2 separate regions of the Homo sapiens genome follow, and region 2 is linked to region 1. The links are chromatin loops, found by intact Hi-C in ENCODE. Cell type or tissue: heart left ventricle. All regions are shown on one strand. Links, peaks and the distances in the headings refer to the core of each region. The heading gives the core; the rest is flanking DNA.

The links. Hi-C counts contacts between places; a loop is a spot of excess contacts. Peaks named below come from ENCODE experiments on the same cell type or tissue, not always from the same donor. Only the 100,000 strongest peaks of a DNase experiment are listed, where the experiment ranks them.
Region 2: it touches region 1 in a loop (2.1-fold over the local background); 2 of 110 quality-filtered maps call a loop at or near these places.

The regions. Positions count from the first base shown.
Region 1 is chr11:11,142,541-11,153,464 of GRCh38, reverse strand. All of the region lies in intron 3 of LINC02752 (long intergenic non-protein coding RNA 2752), which reads right to left. LOC105376548 (a long non-coding RNA gene) reads left to right here. Exons shown (of 3, transcript XR_007062592.1): 3 at 400-664. Among named protein-coding and RNA genes, the nearest start is that of LINC02752, 33 kb to the right of the region's middle. In heart left ventricle, for the core only: a CTCF peak has its summit at 5,284; a DNase peak (open chromatin) is centred at 5,194; H3K27ac peaks cover 861 bases.
Region 2 is chr11:11,207,543-11,218,466 of GRCh38, reverse strand. No RefSeq gene overlaps it. Among named protein-coding and RNA genes, the nearest start is that of LINC02752, 98 kb to the right of the region's middle. In heart left ventricle, for the core only: no CTCF peak of the experiment used is centred there; no DNase peak of the experiment used is centred there.

The DNA.
Region 1 (10,924 bases), core at 2,215-7,214:
TTTACGGATGAGGAGACCAAGGCACAGAGAATTTAGATAATTTTCTCCCAGACATTCAGCTATAAGGAGCAGAGCCAGGATTTAAACTCTGACAATTTGTCTCCACAGTCGCATACAAGACCCCCAGAATTCTCTCCTTGGTCCCAGGCTATCATGTTGCCTGGGTTCCCAATACAGCACTGGGTGTAGCTGGCCTTGGTTCCAGGCCTTCACCTTCTGGATTCAACCTGGCTACCAACACCCTTGATTCTGACTTTCTCCATTCACCTCCTCGTTCCCAGTTCCCAGCTAGCCCTTTCTGCCTTGACCCCATCTGCCCTGGCTCTTAAGCTGTTCACACCTGCATCCCATCCCATGCCTGCACCCCAGCCCTCACCTGCCTCCTGACCTGTCTTACAGCTCACCATCCAGCCCGCCTGAGGCTCTGCCCACTGACAGGCTACTCCCAGGACAATACTAGCTCCCCAGGACAAGCACTACACCCAGACGGCATGTCATTCAACAAGTCGGGGGCAGGCTTAAGGTGAAAAATCATCCCAATTCTGGAGATATTATCTGAAAAAAAAAGACTGTTTTCAGGAAACAATCTTCCCATCTGTGGTGATTTTTAAAATATAGTTCCCAAATTTTATGTGGGAAAGGAAAGTAGCAATATAGATGCAGGAAGAGCATTACTGTGTGGATAAAAAGATGATGTATGCAAATGAACATGCTCAGCCTAGAACTTAAATTAAAGTTACTGCCTGATATGGTAGGTACTGTGGTCTGAATGTGTCCCCCAGAGTTCATGTGTTGGAAACTTAATCTCCAGTGCAACAATGTTGAGCAATGGAACCTTTAAGAAGTGACTGGGTCAGGAGAGTTCTGCCCTCATGAATGAATTAATGTCATTATTGCAAGAGTTAGTTATTGCAGGAGTAGGTTCCTGATTAAAAAGTGAGTCCACCCCCACTTCTCTCTCTTTTTCTGTCACGCACATATGCACTCTCTTGCCCTTCTACCTTCCACCATGTGATGACACAGCAAGAAGGCCCTCACCAGATGCAGGCCTCTCAACCTTGGACTTTCCAGCCTCCAGAATTGTAAGAAATAAATCTCTATTCTTTATAAATTACCTAGTCTCTGGCATTCTGTTACAGCAGCACAAAATGAATTAAGACAGTAGGAAAGATCATTGACACTGTTACAGACCTCTAAGGCATGATGAAAAAGCAAATATGCCCATGTTTATGCAAATAGCAGAGTCAGTTAAAGAGGCCATAACATTGATCATATGGGACTTCAATAGCCCTGAAATGGATTAGAACAAGAATTATGGGATGGTAAGGAGAGGCCACAGAGCTAGCAGTGATCAGAAGCTCTTTTCCAGGAGACTTTGTTGAGCAATCAAAAAGATCATGGGCTATTGGGGGCAGCTATCTGAAAAGTTGAATGCAATGAAGGATGAAGGATGGGGCTAAAATGCTAAAAGCAGCGTTTTCAACCAAGTTGCATTTCAATTTAGTCTTCCCATCTGTGGTGATTTTAAAAATATAGTTCCCAAATTGCCGGTAGCATCTGGGGAGCAGGGTCTGTGGGCAGACACCTGCTCACCAGTGAACATTTGGAATGACATTTCTGGAGGGAGGTGTCATTGTGGCTTAGAGATTAATCCATAAAGAAGACAGACTTAGGGAATCCCAGAGTAGCAGAGCTGGGAAGCCCTCGAAGATAACAGAGCCAAACTGCCCAGAGAGGGTAAGTGACATACTCAATGTCACACAGCCAGTAATTAATGGAGAAGGGGCTGGAACTCCACTTTTCTAAGTCTCTGTTTAGGACTGCAACATCCCCTGGAGTGAGTGAAAGGAAAGTTCTCGAAGGAATCTCCTCAAAAGGGATGTAGAATAAGAGTGAAGTTGTTGCCTCAGAAAAAAAAAAAAGTGAAAAATGAATAACGATTGATAAATTCAGATCTCCATTCTCGTCAGAAAATAAAATTTCTGGTAATTATTATCCCTCACTACCTTAGAGAAAACAAGAAGAATGAAGATTGTCCTAACACAATTATGTAAAGGCAAGTCTAAGAAAGGAGAAGGAGTTGATTCCCATGTAGAAGTCAACCATCTAGGCTAACTGTTCATCCCACCCCAATGCCTCAAACCCAGGCTGCCCACCTATTTATCACACTTTTGCAGGTCTGTGAAAGTCAGCAACAAATACCGTATCTATTCCAGGAGATTGTCCTAGAGCCTCCTCAATTTCTCTGTGGACACTATGCCTGCTCTTGTCTCCCTGGTTCTGATTTCCATGTCTGCTGCCAGTTTTAACATTGTTCCTGGCCTTCTCATATTAGTCACCTAAGCCCCTCCTCTTGGGCCTTGGGTCTCAGCCTCATCTCATCCTAACACTTCCTACTAACCTGGTGAGAAGCTCCCTGCTCTAGCTATAGCCCGCTAAGCCTGTATGCTGGCCTAGCTCCCAGATGCTCTCAAGTAAAAACAAAAAAGTAGACATTTTGTCTTGAACCCTAAGTTTCCATGCTGGGGGGAGGGATAAGATTATGACCACTATCCATACCCCATCTCTTGAGAATTTGGAGCTGTGGGACGAAAAAGAAGAACCAGAGAGTTGGCTGCAGCTGGCAGAAGAAAAAGGACAGATGGTTCCCCACAGGAAAGGCACCATCGGCTGAAGTACCAGCCTCACTCCTGTGGCTCCTACCTGCCATGGTGCAGGTGCATGTGTATGCATGTGTGTGTGCATGTGTGTATGTGTCGCCACCCTGTGATACAGGGTTGCAAGCCCCACCTGCTTGGGCCTATGCAAAGACCTACCAAAAAATTCTCTCATTTGCTACTCAGCAGTTTGAGGAAAATAAACTTGAATATATCAGTCCTAATCCAGAAAGGCTTGAGATGGTTGGTTGGAGAGTGTTTTCCATGATGTTGGCCTGAAGCCCTTCAGCCACTTTGAACAGGTAGGCATATGTCTCCGTGTGAAATCTATTTGTAACCCAAGACGATGCTGTCAATACAACAGGAAACTCTTTGCCTCCTCTAGCCTGTGGGCAGGAATAGGGTCCCAGTGACGGTACTACCTCAGACCTCACTATGTCGTAACTTCCTTCTGCTCACAACCACTCCAAAGTGCCCTCTGAATGCTTCTGGGCTCCCAGGGGAGGTCTTGGGTGTGCCTGCCACGAGGTGAGTTCTTGAGCCCCAGGTGGCTCCTTCCCTTTCCCCACAAGTCTCAAGGTCTGTGGCTCTCTCTGCTTCTGCTCCACAGGGTGCCCCCACTGGTGTCCTGAAGCTCATCCTGCACCAAGCAGAAGCGAGCAGAAGAACCCCACACCCTGCCCCTGCTGCAACACACTCACCTGGAGACCTAAAATGTGACCTCCATGTCCCCTCTGTGAGAACAGCTTCTTCCACCTCTGCTGTGGGGAACAGCAGCATCCCAGGCAGAGGGAACTGCATATGCAAGGAACCTGGGTGGGGTGGGGGGCAATGGTGGCCGGCGTTTGAAGAACAGTAAGGCAGTCAATGTTGCTGGAGCCCAGAGAGATAATGAAAGGTGGATGACGTGGGGTCTTATAGGTCACCATGAGAGCTTTACTCTAAGGTGTTGGGAAGCCAGACACCTGCAGACATGTCTGCAAATACCTTTGAGGTTTGTCTGAATCCTCAGCTGCAGAGGAAAACACAGGAAGTATGGGAGTTCCCCACAAGAGTTCACATTTGAACTAGGTTGTTTTTTTTTTAACCGCAACCTCTGCCTCCTAGTTGCAAGTGACTCTCCTGTCTCAGCCTCTCGAGTAGCTGAGATTACAGGCATGTACCACCACACTGGCTAATTTTTTGTATTTTTGGTAGAGATCGGCTTTCACCATGTTGGTCAGGCTGGTCTCGAACTCCTGACCTCAAATGATCTGCCTGCCTCAGCTTCCCAAAGCGCTAAGATTACAGGTGTGAGCCACCGCACCTGGCCTTGAACTAGGCTCTGAAGGATGACCAGGAGTTTTTCAGATGGGGGAAAGAGGAGCAAAGCATCCCAGATAGAGAGACTACTATATTCAAAGGCTAAGAATGGTGAAAGAGCAAAACGTGTTCCAGGGTGGCTGGCCGTACACCTGTCTGGCGTTCAGGACAGGAGGATGTTAGAGGATGCTGCAGCAGAATGCAAGGCTCAGGTGTGGTTGGGGTCAGATAGGGAGGACCGTACACAAGGCATCATCTCTAGCTTCCTTAGGAACACATTCCCTTCTTTGAGAACTGCATTGGCCCCTAATGAGCTGAAGTCACTTTATTACTTACTGCAGCATAAACGAGCGCTGTTATGAGAGGCATATGGCCCATCTCCCCGCTCCTTCTTCCCATCCCACCCTCGCTCCTGAAATCCAGGCAGCTGCCTTGGGCAGCATCAGAAAGTCCCATGTGCTTGAGGCTTTCAGACAGCTTTTCCCCAATAAGACAAGCTCTCTACTTAATCTGAAGAAATGGAGTGTTATTAAATTAATTTCTGAACTATCCTTGCCTTGTCCTTGAACTAAAAAGCTAAGGACCCTGGAGTAAAAGGCAGGGGATGAGGTGGGAGGGGTGAAGGGGAGAAGCAGAATGAGGCAGGGCAGCAAAGAGGCAGCAGAGAGGCAAGTTCCTGACCCAGGTCTGCCCGACAGACTCGTTCCAGCAGGTGGGCTGCCTCGTGCTGTCCAAGGCACTGTGTTGAAGAGGTTCAGTAAGTAAAATAAGAAATGAGAGTCCTCTGATCAGCTACTGTACCCAGGGCCCTAAAAATGATGGAAAGGTGGCCTCCCTCTGCCATGGGGTCAGCCCAAAAGTAATTACCAGGATACTTTGCAGATTATTGAATAAGTCCCTGGAACCGGCACACTGATTTATATAAGACCTGGAGATTTTGAGAGATTTGAGAGAATATTAAGAATCAATCAATATTTTAATTTATTTCAGGGTCCTGGAGACTTTAGCTCTGTAGAAAACCACAGGGAGGAAATTGTGACCTTTGAAATATGGCTGGCTGGCAGGCAGCAGGGAGGTACCTCGGCAAAGAGCCTGTTTGGCAGCTGCTGCGGGGAAAGACTTCTCTGTGCTGGAATGTTCTCTTTCTTCACAGCATCAGTCAGGAATTTCAAATAGCCAAAGAGGGGAGGGCCTCAGGGTGAGTGAGCTCTGGAGCCCTGGCAAGAAGGCTCTTGGCTTGAATGTGCATAGCTTACTCCTCCCCAGAGAGAGTCCCCAGGGCCTGGAGAGAGGAGCCTGCAGACTTTGTGTCTCTGCCTAGGAGGCGCTGCTGTGATCTGGAGACGTCCTCGTAGAACCACCTGATGATGTGTCATCATTGCAGGAGATCCAGTACCTTCTCCCCTGGGTCACTAGGCTCCCTAGGCCATACTCTTCCTGTGTCCTCCCCAGGGCTTTACCAGACATCTCATAGAGCACGTGAGCACCAGGTCTCGGACTATCACCATCCTCCTGTCTTATTCCGCAGGAAGACTGTAAGCTCCCTTCAGGCAGGAATGATGTCTGATCCATTTCTGTGTCCCCAGTACCTGGCATCATGCCTGGCCCAGGATAGGTAGATATGAAAAATAATGTGTTGAAGAAATGAATGGTCAAATGAACTAATGCAAGAAAAATAAACATTTGTTTGTAAAAATCAGTTATGTTTCAACAGCAAGCAGACGGCACATTCAAATGTAGTAATTAGAGAAATTCAGAAAGGTGAAGACAGGGTGGAGGTAACTGACCAAAGCATGCAGCACCCTGGGGCTGGCAGCAGTGGGAGAGAAGGAGCTGTTAGCACCCCCAGGCCTGATGCGGCTAAGAGAGAAGCGGGTCCCAGAACCTGGAGCAGGCCACTAAAACGGAGAGGTGGCCTTTTGCAAGGGAGGCAGCCACACCCTCAAACCTGCAGGGAGGAAGTGGGGGAACAAATACCTTGACCTCGCCCTCTGTCCTTCCTTGGATCTCCTCCCTGTGTTCCTCACTGGCCAAAGCCAACCAGAAGTCAGAGGCCAGTGGAGCTCCTTGATCCAGAGTGGAGAGTAGACAAAAGATCCCCAGCAAAGGGCTGCCAGGTAACTCTCTGCCTATTCCATCTGGCTTGTCCAGCCCCACGAGAAGGGCAGACAATGGGCACCCCAATCAGTAGTGCCAACTACTGGGGCACCCCAGTAGTTCTCAATAAGGGGCAGTTTTGCCAGCCGCTGGGGGGATTTGTTTTTCACAACTGGAATGGGGAGGGTGCTACTGGTATCTAGTGAGTAGAGGCCAAGGATGCTGCTAAACATACAAAAATGCAAAGGACAGCACCCACAACAAAGAACTATCCAGCTCAAGATGTCGATTGTGCCATGCTGGGAAAGCCTGGCCTTAATCAAATGTTGAGAGGAACTCAGGCACACTCTGTGCTGCCCTGGCTTCAGCCAGAGAACATTGCCTCACTGTGCTGGAAAGGGCAGCGTCATTTGGTCCAACCCAGAGCCATCGGCCAGTAAGTGACCAGTGTCTGACTTTGAGTGTCCCTTCGGGAAGGTGCTTTAAGGAGAAAGTCTATCTGCTCTCTGTCTCTCCTCACTGACAGTGATGTCCTAGGGTGTCCAGAGTGGTAGACGAGTGGCAGGGAGCACTGCTCAAGCCATGGGCAATTAGCTTTCCCCTGGAGGCCAAAACCTCCCCACTGGGCTCACCACCTCCCCAACTCCCCTGATATTGAGGGGAACGAGAAAGCTTCTCGTTCCCCTCATTTTCAGCTTTACATTCACACCATAAAAACATTTTGTAAAAGTGAATCAAGTCTTGCCATCTGTCTCTCTCACTTTTATCATGTTTATAATGAAAAGAAGAGTCAAGAGGAAATGGAATCCAAACTGCAAATGGTGTGCTGCTCCCTGGTAGCTGAGATCCACCCGAGCAAGGCAGGGACTTGAGGAAGAGGGTGGCCCTTGTGGCGCAGCATCATGTACAAAGTGAGTTCCATCAGAATCTCATGCGAAGTTCTCATGGCAGCCCTGGGAAGTAGAGCTTGTAATCCACATTGACAGATGAGGAAACTAAGGTTTTTCAGGGGAGATAAGTACTTCAAGGTTGTACTCCCAACAAGTAGCAAAGGTCTTAAACTCTGTACTTGGCCATCAACTCCAAGTTGTAGACCAATGTTGCTTCCTATTTCATCCTGACGTGAAATTGTTAGCTTACTGCTACTGGGGTTTAGGTACCATATTGAAAACTGTTGAAGTTTAAGTGACTGTGGTACTTAAGAGAGCTCTATTTTACTCCCTGTCACAGCTTAGAGATTTTGTCCCTCATCTGACCCTCCAGGGTCACAGCCCGGGAGAGAATAAGTTCCATGTGTACATTCATGTCACAAATATTCATTGAGAAAACCATGTGCCAGGTGCGAGATGTGGGATGGCCAGAGAGTACCATTCTGAGCAGGGCAGCAGATCTTGAAAAAGGACCCTTGGCACCAGATCAGAGAGGAACCTAATAATGGCAGGCTGCATTTATTGAGCACTCACTATGAGCCAGCTACTGCTCAAGTACTTTCTACATACTAACTCATTGAACCCCATAAGGCTGATACTCTTACAATTCCCATTTTACAGATGAGATGACTCAAGCAGTTTAGAAAATTGCTCGAGGAACCCAGCTTAATAGTTGTTCTGTTCTGACACGTGCTAGAGCGTGGATAAATCTTAAAGACATTTTGCACAGGGGAAAAAGCCAGTAACAAAAGGAAAAATACCGTGTGATTCCACTTATATGAGGGACCTAGTGTAGTTAAATTCATACAGACAGAGACTAGAAAGGCTAGGAGTTGGAGGGGAGAAAGAAACGGGGAGTTATTGTTTAATAGGTTCAGAGTTCAGTTTGCAAAGATGACATGAGTGTGGAGGTGGATTGCAGAACAATGTGAATGTCCTTAAATTAGTGCCATTGAACTATACACCTAAAAATGGTTAAAAATAGGCCAGGCACGGTGGCTCACACCTGTAATCCCAGCACTTTGGGAGGCCGAGACGGGCGGATCACGAGGTCAGGAGATCGAGACCATCCTGGCTACCACAGTGAAACCCCATGTCTACAAAAAATACAAAAAATTAGCTGGGTGTGGTGGCGCCTGTAGTCCCAGCTACTTGGGAGGCTGAGGCAGGAGAATCGCTTGAACCTGGGAGGCAGAGGTTGCAGTGAGCCGAGATCGCACCACTGCACTCCACCCTGGGCAACAGAGCGAGACTGTGTCTCGAAAAAAAAAAAGGTTAAAGTAGTAAGTTTTCATGTGCATCATTCCGTTTAGTTTCTATTGAATTATTCATCTTCTTTTTTTTATTTTATTATTATTATACTTTAAGTTTTAGGGTACATGTGCACAACATGCAGGTTTGTTACATATGTTTTTTGTCTTCCTTGACTACACATGGTGCGTCTTTGAGGTCATAGACCATACGTTTGTTTTTGTGTTTATTTTGTTTTTCTAACCCTGGCACCTCTTATAGATTCCTTGCACATAGCAGGACAGTTAATAAATAATTTTTGAATGAATGATTCTTTTAATAAATTGCATAAAATGAATGGCAAAAGGAAAAAAATAGTAAGTTTTACGTTATGTATATTTTACTACAATAAAAAGGTGAAAAATATAACTTTTAAGTTGATCATTAAAATTCATACTTTTTTTTTTTTAAGGCCCTGGAATCCATTCTGTTAATCATCCCTGTGTTAGAAGCTGTATTAGTCAGTGTTCTCCAGAGAAACAGAACCCATAGGATGTGTATCTATACAGAGAGATAGTGAAGGGAACTGCCTACACAATTATGGAGTCACGCAAATCCATGATCTGCAGGGTGGGCTGGCAGGCTGGAGACCCAGGGAAGAGCCCATGTTGCAGGTCAAGTCCAAAGCTGTCGGCTGGCACAATCCCTCTGCTGGCAGAAGTCGATCTTTGTTCTATTAAAGGCTTCAGTGGGCTAGATGAAACCCACCCACATAATGAAGGGCAATCTGCTTTACTCAGAGTCCATGGATTTAAATGTTCATCTCATCCAAAAAAAACACGCTCATAGAAACATTCAGAATAATGTTTGACCAATTAGCTGGACACCAAGGTCCAGCGAAATTGACACATAAAATTAACCAGCACAGGTGGTCAATTCCACCGTGCCACAGCTAAAGAGAGAATAGACCTACAGTAAGCAAGGAACTGAACTGGTGGGATCAAGTTCAGGAATGCAGGTAAGCTAGGATCCGAAACCAGGGGCAAGCTCACAGCGAGCAGACTGATATGTGAAAGCAGGAGAGACTTTGAGCAGACTGAGCCAAGGTGAGTGGTGGCAGAGATAGTGCTGGCTTAGGATGATATAAAAATGCAGGCCCTGGCTGTAAGGCCCATAGACTCCTGCCAGGTGAGGGGCAGCCTGTGCCAGGGACAGGCTGAGCAGGGCGGCCCAGGCCACTTCAGGGGATGACGAGGCGTTATCCCAGCAGTGTGGAATATCATCTTCCTTCTGAAGGGGAGGAACAGAGATCACTAGAAATTTTGCCCAGTTATTCAACCGTTCTACATGTCCAGCCTGCCTCAGGTGTGCATATGGGACCTGAATGGTATCAGATACACAAGCACCAGATCAGAATGTGCTTCTGGGATTATATTATGGAGCATTCGGAGCCTACAAGGACTTCCTAAGCTGCCATCAGGGTCCAGAAGACAAATTCAAGATGAAGGTTTCTGGCCAGGCGTGGTGGCTAAAGCCTGTAATCCCAGCACTTTGGGAGGCCAAGGTGGGTGGATCGCCTGAGTTCAGGAGTTCGAGACCAGCCTGACCAGCATGGTGGAACCCCTTCTCTACTAAAAATATGAAAAAAAATTAGCTGGGCATGGTGGTGGGTGCCTGTAATCCCAGCTACTCAGTAGGCTGAAGCAGGAGAATCGCTTGAACCTGGAGGCAGAGGTTGCAATGAGCCGAGATCGCACCGCTGCACTCCAGCCTGGGTGACACAGCAAGACTTCATCTCAAAAAAAAAAAAAAAGATGAAAGTTTCCTAAGAGGGCAGCACACAGGCATGCTGGGGCCAGGTCAAAGGCAAAGACACCATGGGTGTCAGTGGCCAGGATACGAAGCCAAAAGTTGGAAGGTTGAAGGAGCTATTGACTACAGCCAAGGGAAAGAACAGGCAGAGGAGGGAATGAGGGGAACAGGTGAGGGCTGATGCCAGGCAGGTTGGAACAGACAGGAAGGGACAAGGTGGTGAGACATGTAGGTTCAGGAACTAAGTCTGTAAGTGCAGAGGGTCCATCAGGGCCCTCTTGATTCTTTGGACCTGAGGCCTTGCCAGAAACATCCAGAATAAAGTCATCCAGGTCTTTGAAGGGAGTAGCTTCCCATGAGTTGATACCCATCTGCAACTGCAAGCCTCACCTCTAGGAAGGAGACAATGATGGCTTTTAGAGTACAGTGTGCTGGCACAGACCCAAGAGATGTGGCATCTAGACCCAGATATAACTTGGTCTTAGACTACCCATTCCCTCACTAGTAAAGTAGGGGTGATCCTAGCTCCCAGCAAACCTCAGAGTCATTTTCACAGACACAAGTGAGAAAACAGGACTGAAAGTCCAGTGACATCTACAGTAAGTGGCCCTGAAAATGTCAAATACCAAAACTACAGCAGGGCAGAGGCCCATCCCTGCCACTAGGGAAGAAGAGAAACAATGTGTCTTCAGAAATATGCAAGGTCTGGAGTGGTGAGGAAAGGATGACTTACTATATTCTAACTGAAAACCGAAGCCAAACACAACCAGACGTTTGACGTCTGTTAAAATTCTGCTGCTATGAAGCCAGTGCCAGAAAGAACACAGAATTACAGCCAGGAGTTTACAAAGAGTCAAGGGACCATGCCCAGCCCTGGGCTACAGGACCACATGAGGT
Region 2 (10,924 bases), core at 3,010-8,009, 64 kb before region 1:
TCAGACAAAGACAAAGTGCACAGTTGTGGTCACGCTCTGTCAGAGGCAGCATGGGGAGACAGCAAGAGGCTATCACTGGGAACCAGACCTCAACTGTTCACTTAAGTGAACAGTTTAAATCCTGGCTCCACCACTTACTAGCTGAGTGACTCTGGGCAAGTAGCTTCGCCTCTCTGAATCCTTGCCCTGCAGAGAATTCTGCGAAAGATAAATAAGGTGTAAAATACCACAGCAAAGTGTCTGCCCCACAGTAAGAGCCCATAAAAGCTGCCCCTCCTCGATCTTAGATTTTAACTTGTATTGTACTCTGGAGCCCTACTTGTTAAGGGAGCCCAATGGTGGCAGCTTCTGACTGTGTGTATGTGTGGTGCAGGGAGGCAGGAGGGTGTGTGTAGACAGGAAGTAGATCCACCTGCTTTACCCCAGGTTTGTTGAATATACCTGTCCTTAAAAAAAAAAAAAAAAAAAAAAAGAAACCATACACACACACACAACTAGCTATGGATAACAACTCCTTTGGCATCTCCCAGACAGGTAAGGCACACCGAGCCTCAGGGACATGCCTCTGGTCCCTGCTGGTGATTGTCAGAGCAGGCCACTGAACGCTCTTAACCACTGTGATGGTTAATACTGAGTGTCAACCGTACTGTTCCTTCAAGTATTGAGGGTGTGTGTGCCTGTGAGAGTGTTGCCAAAGGATATCAACATTTGAGTCAATGGACTGGGAGAGGCAGACCCACCCTCAATCTAGGTGAGCACAATCTAATCAGCTGCCAGCACTGCTAGGATAAAGCAGGCAGAAAGACACGGAAGGACTAGACTGGCTGAGTCTTCCGGCTTTCATCTTTCTCCCATGCTGGATTCTTCCTGCCCTCGAACATCGGACTCTAAGCTCTTCAGCTTTGGGACTGTTGGACTAACACCAGTGGTTTTCCAGGGGCTCTTAGGCCTTCAGCCACAGACAGAAGGCTGACCTCTTGGCTTCCCTACGACTTTTGAGGTTTGGGGATTTGGACTGGCTTCCTTGCTCCTCCACTTGCAGATGGCCTATTGTGGGACTTCACTTTGTTATCGTGAGTCAACACTCCTTAATAAACTCCCCTTCATATATACATCTATCTATTAGTCTTGTCCCTTTAGAGAACCCTGACTAATACAATCAGCCTCTATCCTGCCTTCCACCTGGTCCAGCCCCCAGAGCCCATCCTGGCCAGGCCAATAGACAATTCTAGGCCATTGTATCCTCTGTGGGATATGTGGGTGCCTGTGTCTTTAAGGTTCATGGTGGGGTGAATAGAAGGTGGGGTGAGTGAAGGCACACACACCCTAAATTCTTGAAGGAACAATACGGTTGACACTCAGTATTAACCATCACAGTGGTTAACAGCGTTCAGTGGCCTGCTCTGACAATCACCAGCAGGGACCAGAGGCATGTCCCTTAGGCTCGGTGTGCCTTACCTGCCTGGGAGATGCCAAAGGAGTTGTCATCCATAGCTAGTTGTGTGTGTGTGTGTGTGTGTGTGTGTTTTGTTTGTTTTTGTTTTTTAGGACAGGTAAATTCAACAAATCTTAGCAAAGCTTGTTCCTAACTGAAGTAGTTTTTCTTCTCAAGCAACAATCTCTTCCAAGAAGTAGTAGGCAATGTGTCTGAAGTTGAACAAAGAAAACTGATTCAGTCTGACGAACACACATCTGAAATTGCTTTAAGGAATCTATGCTCCACATACAGAGGCAGGGGCTGGAAATCACACCTCCCAGGGCTGGCCTTAGTGGTCCCCCTTGTGGGAAAGCTGAAGGAAGGATGAGGGCACAGGCTTCCACTTCACATGCCCAGGCCTCCCTCCTGCCACCTCGGCTTTGGACACCCAGAAGATGGGAGCATCTTGAATCTTAGAGAGGCAGGGCCATCAGGATTCAGTGCAAATGTCCCTTGGGTCCCCCGCTCCCCTAGTGCCAGCCTTTTCTGGGCCCACAACTCCTGGCACAGAAGCCCCCAGCCCTTGCTGCCTGGGTCTTCCTGTGGAGAGTGAAATGAAACCCATGAAGAGAGGATGCAGGAAGCAGGCTGGCTTCTCTCCTGCCACACTTTGCCCACAGTGTGTTTTGAAACAATACATGGGAAAAGCCACCTGCAGCCCTCAGACCCATGGTGAAGGACTCATTCTTTCTCCAGTTCAGAAATCCTGCCATGCTGAACGCCTCAATGACAGAAGAAACCTCCTTCAGCAGTTGGCAGCAGGCCACTTCTAGCCCCTCCACCCAGGAGGCCTGTGACACAGTGGCCCCATTGTTCAGGCTGCCTGAGCTCCTCTGCATTGCCATTGCAATGCTGACACTGGCCACCTGAGCTCTGTTTGCCATCTTTTTATCTTTCGGCTCTGACTATGCTGTGGCCACTCAGAGTAGGGATGGGCCAGGGCAGCAAGAGGCAGGGGAGGTGGGTGACAGCAGTGGCAATGGCAGCAGGGTGGCCTGACAAACACACACTTGAAGAAATGGACCAGCAGAAACGAAGGCTTTTGTGCGCCAGGCCTTGCAACCTCCCCACTCGTGGTTGCTGACCTCACAGGACATCATCAGAGCCTGACGTATTTCCCAATGGCTGTCATCTGCCCATGGATTACTCCCAAGCCTGTGTCTCCATTTTGCCCTTTGTCCTCAACTCCAGATCAATTTATCCTGCTACTTCCTCCTGAAGGTCCTCCAAGACTCAGCAAACTCACACACTCAAATCTGCATTCTCTGTATTGCCCCTAAGTCTGATCCTCCGCACTGGTTTCCCATCACTGTGCAAGTGTCATGCAAGTTGGAAACAAAAGTCCATCCTTGACTCTGCCTGGGCCATATCTCACATCCCATCAATCATCCAGCCCAGCCAATTCCATCTCCTAAAAGTATTTCCAATCCGTCCTCCTCTCTCCACTCCTGCTGCAATCATTCCAGTACACTTCCTCCCAGCATCTCACATCCAGATTGTTTCCACACTCCCTACTGGTCTTTTTGTGCTGATCTTCCCCCAGCCTCTAATCCATCTGCCTGGAACACCCTTTTCCTCTTGTTCCTCTGGTAAACTCTCCTCCTCCTAAGCCTTCCTCCTTTGTGAAGCCTTTAATGATTTCCCACATAATATGAGGCACACACCCTCATCTCACCCCGTGCGCCCCAGCTGCTGGCATCCATACCCTCATCAGAGCCCTGGCCACATGACATGACACTGGCTGTTGGCACACCCTTCTCCCACAGGGCTCCCCGAGAGCAGGGGCTCCCAGTGCCCTAATCAATTCTTGGCAAACAGTTAATGTTTCATAAGTGTTTAGTTGAACTAATGAATTCTACAATAAAGAGGCCAGGGGTCTTTATCAAAATCCCTTTCCTCCCAGATCTGAAAGGCTGGAAATTAGGGTTTGTGTTGGGTCTCTTAATTACAGATCCAAAACACCTAAGTCCTTTAGCTACCGAATCTGTCTGGCCCAAGCATGTCCCTCTCTCAATAGCCAGGAAACACTTTGTAAATAAATTCCTTGTCTCAAGTCCCATTTTATTGTTTTAATTCTTTAGAATTGGAGTGAGATCTCCACTCTCAGTGTCTCAATACCTAGTATTCCAGGTGGATGAGTGAAGCACAGTTACAGTGTTGTGTTCGACTCTTCAGGTCCTACTGTCAGGGAAGATGGGTTGCTTCTCTCAGCTCAAAGCTCCATTCGTGTGAGGAGAAAGGCCTTCCACTCAACCCAGAGCTCCCACTTGCAAACAGTCAGTGTTTGAGAAAGATATTAACAAACAAATTAATCAACCAATGTTACCTGCACCCACAGGTGTAACTTGCTTCTATGGAAATCACAGAATTCTCTCTCAGTGATGCTTAGACACAAGGAGTTCTCCAGAGCACTTATCGGTGCTAGAGGAGAATATTTGTGACTTGGGTAGCAAAATGCACAATTTGTCTCTGTGGTTTAGACTTTTACTCACCCTCTCTGTTGCAATGGTTTTCTTCCAGCCTGATTCCTTCCTTGCTTTCTGTCCCCTGAGTCTTGGCAGGGAGAGAATGACTTCCTTTTCTCTTTTTCCTCTGTGATTCCTATGACTTCTCCAAAGCCCAGAGCTCTCCAGGGGGAAGAAACAAGCTTGCTTTTCTATTTTATATTTCAACTTCCTTTTGTTTTATCACAACATCAGCTGCAACCTCCCCACTGCAGTCAAAACTGTTGTTCTTAACTGTACTCCAGCATTTAAATCTATGTGGGATACATTCTCTCTACCATATCTACATAGTCACTCACTAATCCTTTCTCCCTCCCTTCTTCCCTCCCTCCCACATTCCTTCCCTTCCTTCCTTCCTTTATTCCTTCTTTTCCTCCTTTCTTCCATCCATTCATCTACTCATCCATCCACCCATCCATCCACTAATCCATTCCTTTATTGAGCAGTCACTGAGCTGGGCACAGGGAATGATGAAATGAATAAACACAGGCCCAGCACCAAAGGAGCTCATAATCTGGAGAGGGAAATGGAAATTTTTACAATTGTTCATAAAGAGTATGAAGAGAGTGGTGTGACAATCCAAGGGAGAGGATGATTAATTTTAGGGAGTATAAGAAGAATAAATCAAAGAGATGACATTTGAACTGAGTATTGAATATGAAGAAGAAGGGGAAAATGCCACTCAGAAAAAATAGCCACTGCAATGACTTAGAGACTTAAAATAACAGGGTATGAAATAGAAAAAAAAAATGTCAAGAAGCTCAGTATGATTGGAGGAAAGGAGGCACATATGAGAGGAATTTCCAGTAAGGCTAAAGGAACACTGGCCAGATTTGGAGAATCCCAAATGTCAGAGTAAGGTCTCTGGACTTTTTTCTAGAAACCATAGGAAGCCATTGGTGGCAGGTCAGCAGTTGGAAAAATGGCTCTGGCTGCAGAGAATCAACAGGAAAGGGGCTAGATAGGAGGTGGAAGGCCAGTTAAGAGGTTGGCACAATGGACCGAATGAGAGATGAGGCCTGGAGTAAAGGCATGGAGAGGGTGGGATGACAAGGGGACTGTGGAGGGGAGGCTGCCTCTTTGCATGTCGAAAGTAAGATGCCTGTCTCAAAGGAGCCAGATAAATAAATGCTTCTTGTGCTGTAGCCAGAGAGTTTGGTAAGGCCTGCTCATGGCCCAGCTGTCTGCAAAATGCTCCAAGTCTTGCCTGGCTCTCAGGAGAAGCAAGCCCTCTGCCAGCCTTAAATTAATGACTCTTCTAGGGAAATGCACTGCTGCCTGCACCAGTGGCCCTGCCTATGTCCACGTTAGAACCCATTAGTAAGGCTGTCCCACTGGGCTAGAGCAAACGACAAGGTAACAGTCAAAAGATGGCTCTTGGTCCCTCCATATGAGGTGACCTGCTTTCTATATCTACAAGCCCTGTTGGAAAACAGAGCCCAGGGTGGGATAAGTCACACATTCTCTTTTTCTCGGTCTCACACCCTTAGAATTCAACATTATTTTTTCATCAACAAGCAATTCACTTATTAATTCTGTTTCCTTCTATTGATATTGAAAGGTTCTTGTTGTTCAAATATAAAGGACCATCCAGAGTGACAAACAGCTACAGAGAAAACTTGGGTTTTCATTCTGAGGAGAAAAAGGAATCAAGAGCTCTTCAAAATAGTATGAAACAAGGGGATAAAATTTCTCCCACACCCACTGAGTTTAGGACAGTGATCTTTTTCATGCATTATCTCATTCTATCTTCTCAATAGCTCGTGAAGTGAGTTATGATTCCCATTTAACAGATGGAGAAACTGAGGCACAAAGAGGTTAGGCCACTTGCCCAATGTCACTCTGCTGCTGGTTTGAAGAGCCAGAGTTTAAATCCAAATCTGCCTCATTTTGAATGTCCTGTTGGTTTCGCTGCATTATGTCACCTCAGAGTGGCAGTGTGGAGGGTAATGAGAGCATGGGTGGGAGGTCAGAGACTGAGAATTACCCAAATTTAGACTTGCAAGACTTAAATCCTGGACCCCCTTAATAGTCTGTGACCTCAGACAAATCATGTGGCTTAAGTAAGCATCAGTTTCACCTGTAAAGTGAGGGGTAGATTGGATGATCCAGGTCCACAGTTCTATGTTTCTAATTCAAGTAAGAGAGTGAACTCACTGTTGAATGAATAAAGATTTACAGATAGCATTTTTACTTTAATGTTGGAATGTTGGCATGTGTTATAAAAATAAAATGGCCTGGATTGTGAGTTTGCAATTGAGCTCATTACTTCACTGATTTGGGTTTTAATTGTCTCCTCTGATTCAACTAATCAAACCAATGTTTGTTCAGGGTTTACCCTGTGCCTGGCAGCATGCCACATGGATGAAATAACTTGCCCAGCTGGTACAGCTCCAAATTTAGTTGTTCTGCATCTTCAAACTAAATGAATTGCTGACTTGTCCCACTGTCTTTTGAGGAACACTAGTTTAACATGTTGAGAGATGTTACAGAACCAAAAGCATTCTGTGCTCAAATGAGTCTGGGAAACACTACATCAAACAAAGATAAGCAAGTTCCTTTACTGTGGGACTCCTCCAAGACTTTGATAAGCTGATACCATTAGGAATCTCCAAGAGTGGCAAGAACAATCAGGGTTTCCCAAACTTAACGGATGGGAGAATTTTCAAGGAGCACCTAACAAAATGAGTATTCTAGTGACTATGCTTTAAGGACCACCAGACCATGGGCTTACAAATCTTTATTAAGAAGAGCCTAAGAGGCCACTGTCTGACACAGAGTCAGTGGTGTTCATTAAATGTTAACAAAAAGGGGAGCCTATCTGTGTTCAGAGTGAGCACTGTCTCTGGCTAGCAAGTGACCCCACGGGATCTCAGCACTTCCTCTTGGCTGGGGAAGGAGCAGGTTGGGTCGGATACCTCTGACATTCTGGGAGTGCATTTTCTGAAAGGGCATTTGCAGCTTTTAGCTAAATGTCCCTTTTCTTCACTTGTGACATTTTGGGAAGATGAATCATTTGGCAAGGATGGGTTCTCACCCCTCTTCTAAGTATACAGGCTTGTCAACAGGAGGTTTATTCAATGAGTCCTTTGAGAATTCATCCTTGTCCAGAATGACTGGCTGTTATGTTTTATCCTGAACATGCAGGCACCCGCAGTATGGGAGTTCTGCCAACGGCCTCTTGCAGTATTTTCGGGAGCTGATATTTTTAAAAATTGAAGGGTGCTGCATTTCTTCCCTAATTGTACAACGAGCGCAGGCATAGCCCCACAATGAGAATCACGTTTGTGAAAATGATGCATTTACTTTGCTATTTTCAAAATTTTATTTTACAAAAATAAAAAGCATCTTAAAATGCCAACCAAGTAGCACATACAATTATTACAGAAGGGTCTGCTTACCTTTCAAAAAGCAATTTGCTTGGAAAAGAAAAATCTATTCTTTTTTTCCTTTTCTTTTTCTATCCTTTAACCCTTCACTTTTTTCTTGGCATAAAGTAATAAATTCTTCCTATAAAATTTTTGGAAAATATAAAAAGTCATAAAGAAAATATTAAAATAGTAAGTAATTCCATCAGATGGGAAAAACCCACTGTCACTTATTTATGTATTTTTTATATGTACATCATATGTAATTTTTTCATTTTTTGTATTTCTTGTACTAAAAGGAAATATATTTATACTTATACATATTCATAAAAATATGTATATATGTCAGAGTAGGAGGAAATACATATACAAAAAAATATTTTTCACTAAATTGGAAAGGCACCGCATACAGTTTTCAAGCCTACTTTTTTCACTTAGCACTGTATCATGAACAGTTTGCCAGGGTTGATGTTTCCCATTCCAAATAACCTGGGGTGTTGTTGGCTCATAGGACTGAAGAATTTACAAGCTGCTGTCAAACATGGCTAGCGATGGCTGCGGCATTAATATCAATGATTCTTCTTGAAAGCAATTAAACTTGGCATTGCTGTAGGCACTTAATGTGTTTATATCAGCTCCTGTATTGTGTTCTGAAGCCATAAATTTCTCAAGTTAATTATAAACAACTTGCTCTGCTTAATTAATGGGCATCACTAACAGGTATTATCTAATATGCATGTGAATGAACCTTATGAGAGCCACACAGGGCCTGGATTAATGATGTCAGGATGGTAGCCCTGGAAGAGAAGTCAATCGCCCAGGAAACCCCAGGACCAGAATCTGCTGCAGCAGAGCATGCCAGGACTGTTCCTGCCTGTGCTGGGTCTTTGGGGTTGAAGTCACCTTGGATCCTCCCAGTTACATGTTATGTGGGTGACTGAGCACCACCTCAGTTTATTAGCAAAGTGTCTCTCCCCTGCACTGTTTTCTTGTCTATGTCAACCATGTTGTTCTTCTCACACAGACCCTGCACTGTGGCTGGTGTAGCATGGTGGTAATGAGGCTGGACGCAGGGGCCAGTCTCCCATGGTTCAAATCTCAGCCTGCCAGCCACTAGATGTGAGAATATTAGCAAGTTACTATTGAATAGCACAGCTCCTCACTTTGGCTGTTTTCCGAAAGAAGATAATCATCATACCTACCTTATAGCCTCATGAGGACTAAATCAGTTAATTTGGGTAAAGCGAACATAATAATGTTAATAACCTTAACTATTATTAGGTATTATCATCTTCCCACATGATACACGAGGGAAGTTTCCTTATAGACGAGGAAGCTAAGATTCTATGACCCAGGACTAGGGTTAAGCAAGTGAGACATTTAGGGTGCAAAATTTAAGGAGGCACTCTCTTCTCAAGGTCAACACCTCATGCTAGCCTGGCTAGTGTGACCTGTCCACGTTTGCTCAGCTTGGATCAGATCTGAATGACTCCTGAGCCCTTCTGCTCTCATGGGGACACCCTGCTGTTTAGCAATCCTTCCTGGCTTTGACAACCTTGTTCTGAAAAAGGACCCCCCCCCGCCCCCGCCAGGATTGAGATGCTTCTTTAGGCCAACATAGGTTTGATGGCTGGATTTTCTCTGCAGAAACAGTGCTCTGGGAGCCTCATTTCCAGTCACCTCTGCTGGACACAGGTGAGCAGTGCCGAGGACACAGCATTCTTACTAAATTCTCACTTTCTAAAGCAAGATCTTGACCTTTGGGAGACAAGGATGGCAGAACAGGCTTTATGCTGAAATGAGAGCCAAGGTGTCTCATCTCCTTGTTTTTAATACTTATCCAGGTGACACTCTTCATTGCTTATTAATTGCTCAGCAGGGCAGTTCCTTGCAGCTGATGGTAGCCACAGGCTATCTTGGGAGATGAGGCAGGAACCCCAGAATGACTGCTGGAGAAACGACGGGGCTGTTGGTGGGATTCAGCGTTGCCAACATTCCACTCAAGTGGAATCAGTGCCCTTCTGGAGCCTCATCTTCGGTGGTCAATGCCAAGGGCCTCATATCAAAGAGAAGCTTCTCTCCTTCAACTACTACTATTTTCAATTTTTTTTTATTGGGCAGGAAAGAAACTGGACTTTATTAAGCACCTATCACAGGTGCCTTCTTCATAGGTATTATTATCCTCACTCAGCTACTGAGCAAACTGAGGCTCACGGAGGTCATGCTAGCCATGCAGCACAGGAGGGCCAGAGCGAGGATTTGGAGCAAGACCTGCTGTACTTTGTGTGCCCTGTGCACTTCCCTGAATCACAATGCTCTGGTATGTAAATTTAGGCTTCACTGAAGCTGAAGTTCCTGCAATCTTTGGGCCTTGGACCTCTCAACTCATTATCCTTGGGGGAAGGCAGATGTCAGGGACTAAGTGCATACACAGATGGCCATGGTCATGTTCTGAACCATCTTGTTGGAATTCAATAGTTATCTTAAGAGGCTCCAATCCAATAAGCCAAGGAGTTGTTCAGGGCTGAAATGGGGAGCACGTCCTTGATTGTGGGGGGACTTCAGCAATAAACCCATCATGGTCAATCCCCAAGAGGTAATGTAACATTGCCCCCCACCAGTGGACAATGCTACTCTGATCCCTGAGTCTCCTCTAGTGAATTACCTCGGAATTTACTGGTACCTTTCCCAAGGATATTAAAAATGAATTTTAATGTGGGGGAAAGTGCTTTAAAATGAATAACATGTTGTGAAGGATGTATTAATATATATGTATGCATATATACATACCTGTGGGGAACAGACATGTGGTTTATTCATTGGTCCATTTGTTCATGTATATTTATTTCTCCACTTTTGAATTCATGTATTCACTTGTGTTTTTATTTATTTGCTCATTTATTCATTCATTTGTTTTTTAATTTACCCAGTCATCCATTCAGCTATCCATCTAACTAACCATTTATTAACCATCTAACTAACCATTTTCCTGCACCTACTATGTGCTAGGTGGCACACTAAATGTTAGGAACATAGAATTGAATGAAACAAAATTCTACTCTTGAGGAACTCACAGTCTAATGGATTAGAGAACCACTTATATCCGTAAGTGCATTTCAGTGTTTAGGTTCTACAGTAGAGATCTATACAATGTATTTTGGGGGCCCAGAGTTGATTATCCCTGCATAGATGTGAAGGAGAATCTTGACAGAAGAAACACTTGAGTAAGAATTCATCAAGCAAAGGAGGTGGGTGCATGGTAAGAACGAGGGAAAGCACTAAGTTCAACCACGTGGGAATGAATCCATAGCTCCCATAATTTCTCATTCATTCTTTTCTCAGATAGTCATAAGTACTCTGCTCTGGGAAGAATTTATCTGGCAAAAAAAAGAAGACAAAACATTCTTCAATTTATCTGTCTATTTCTACCTGCCACCAGAAGATGGAGGTGATGGTTTTCAGTTTTTCAGGAACTAATCTGAGGTGCAGAAGATATGGACCCTGGAGTATTCAAATGCGGCCTGCAGGGGACCACTCAGCTCTTTTTTTTAGCGTCTAGTCCTGGTAACTGTCAC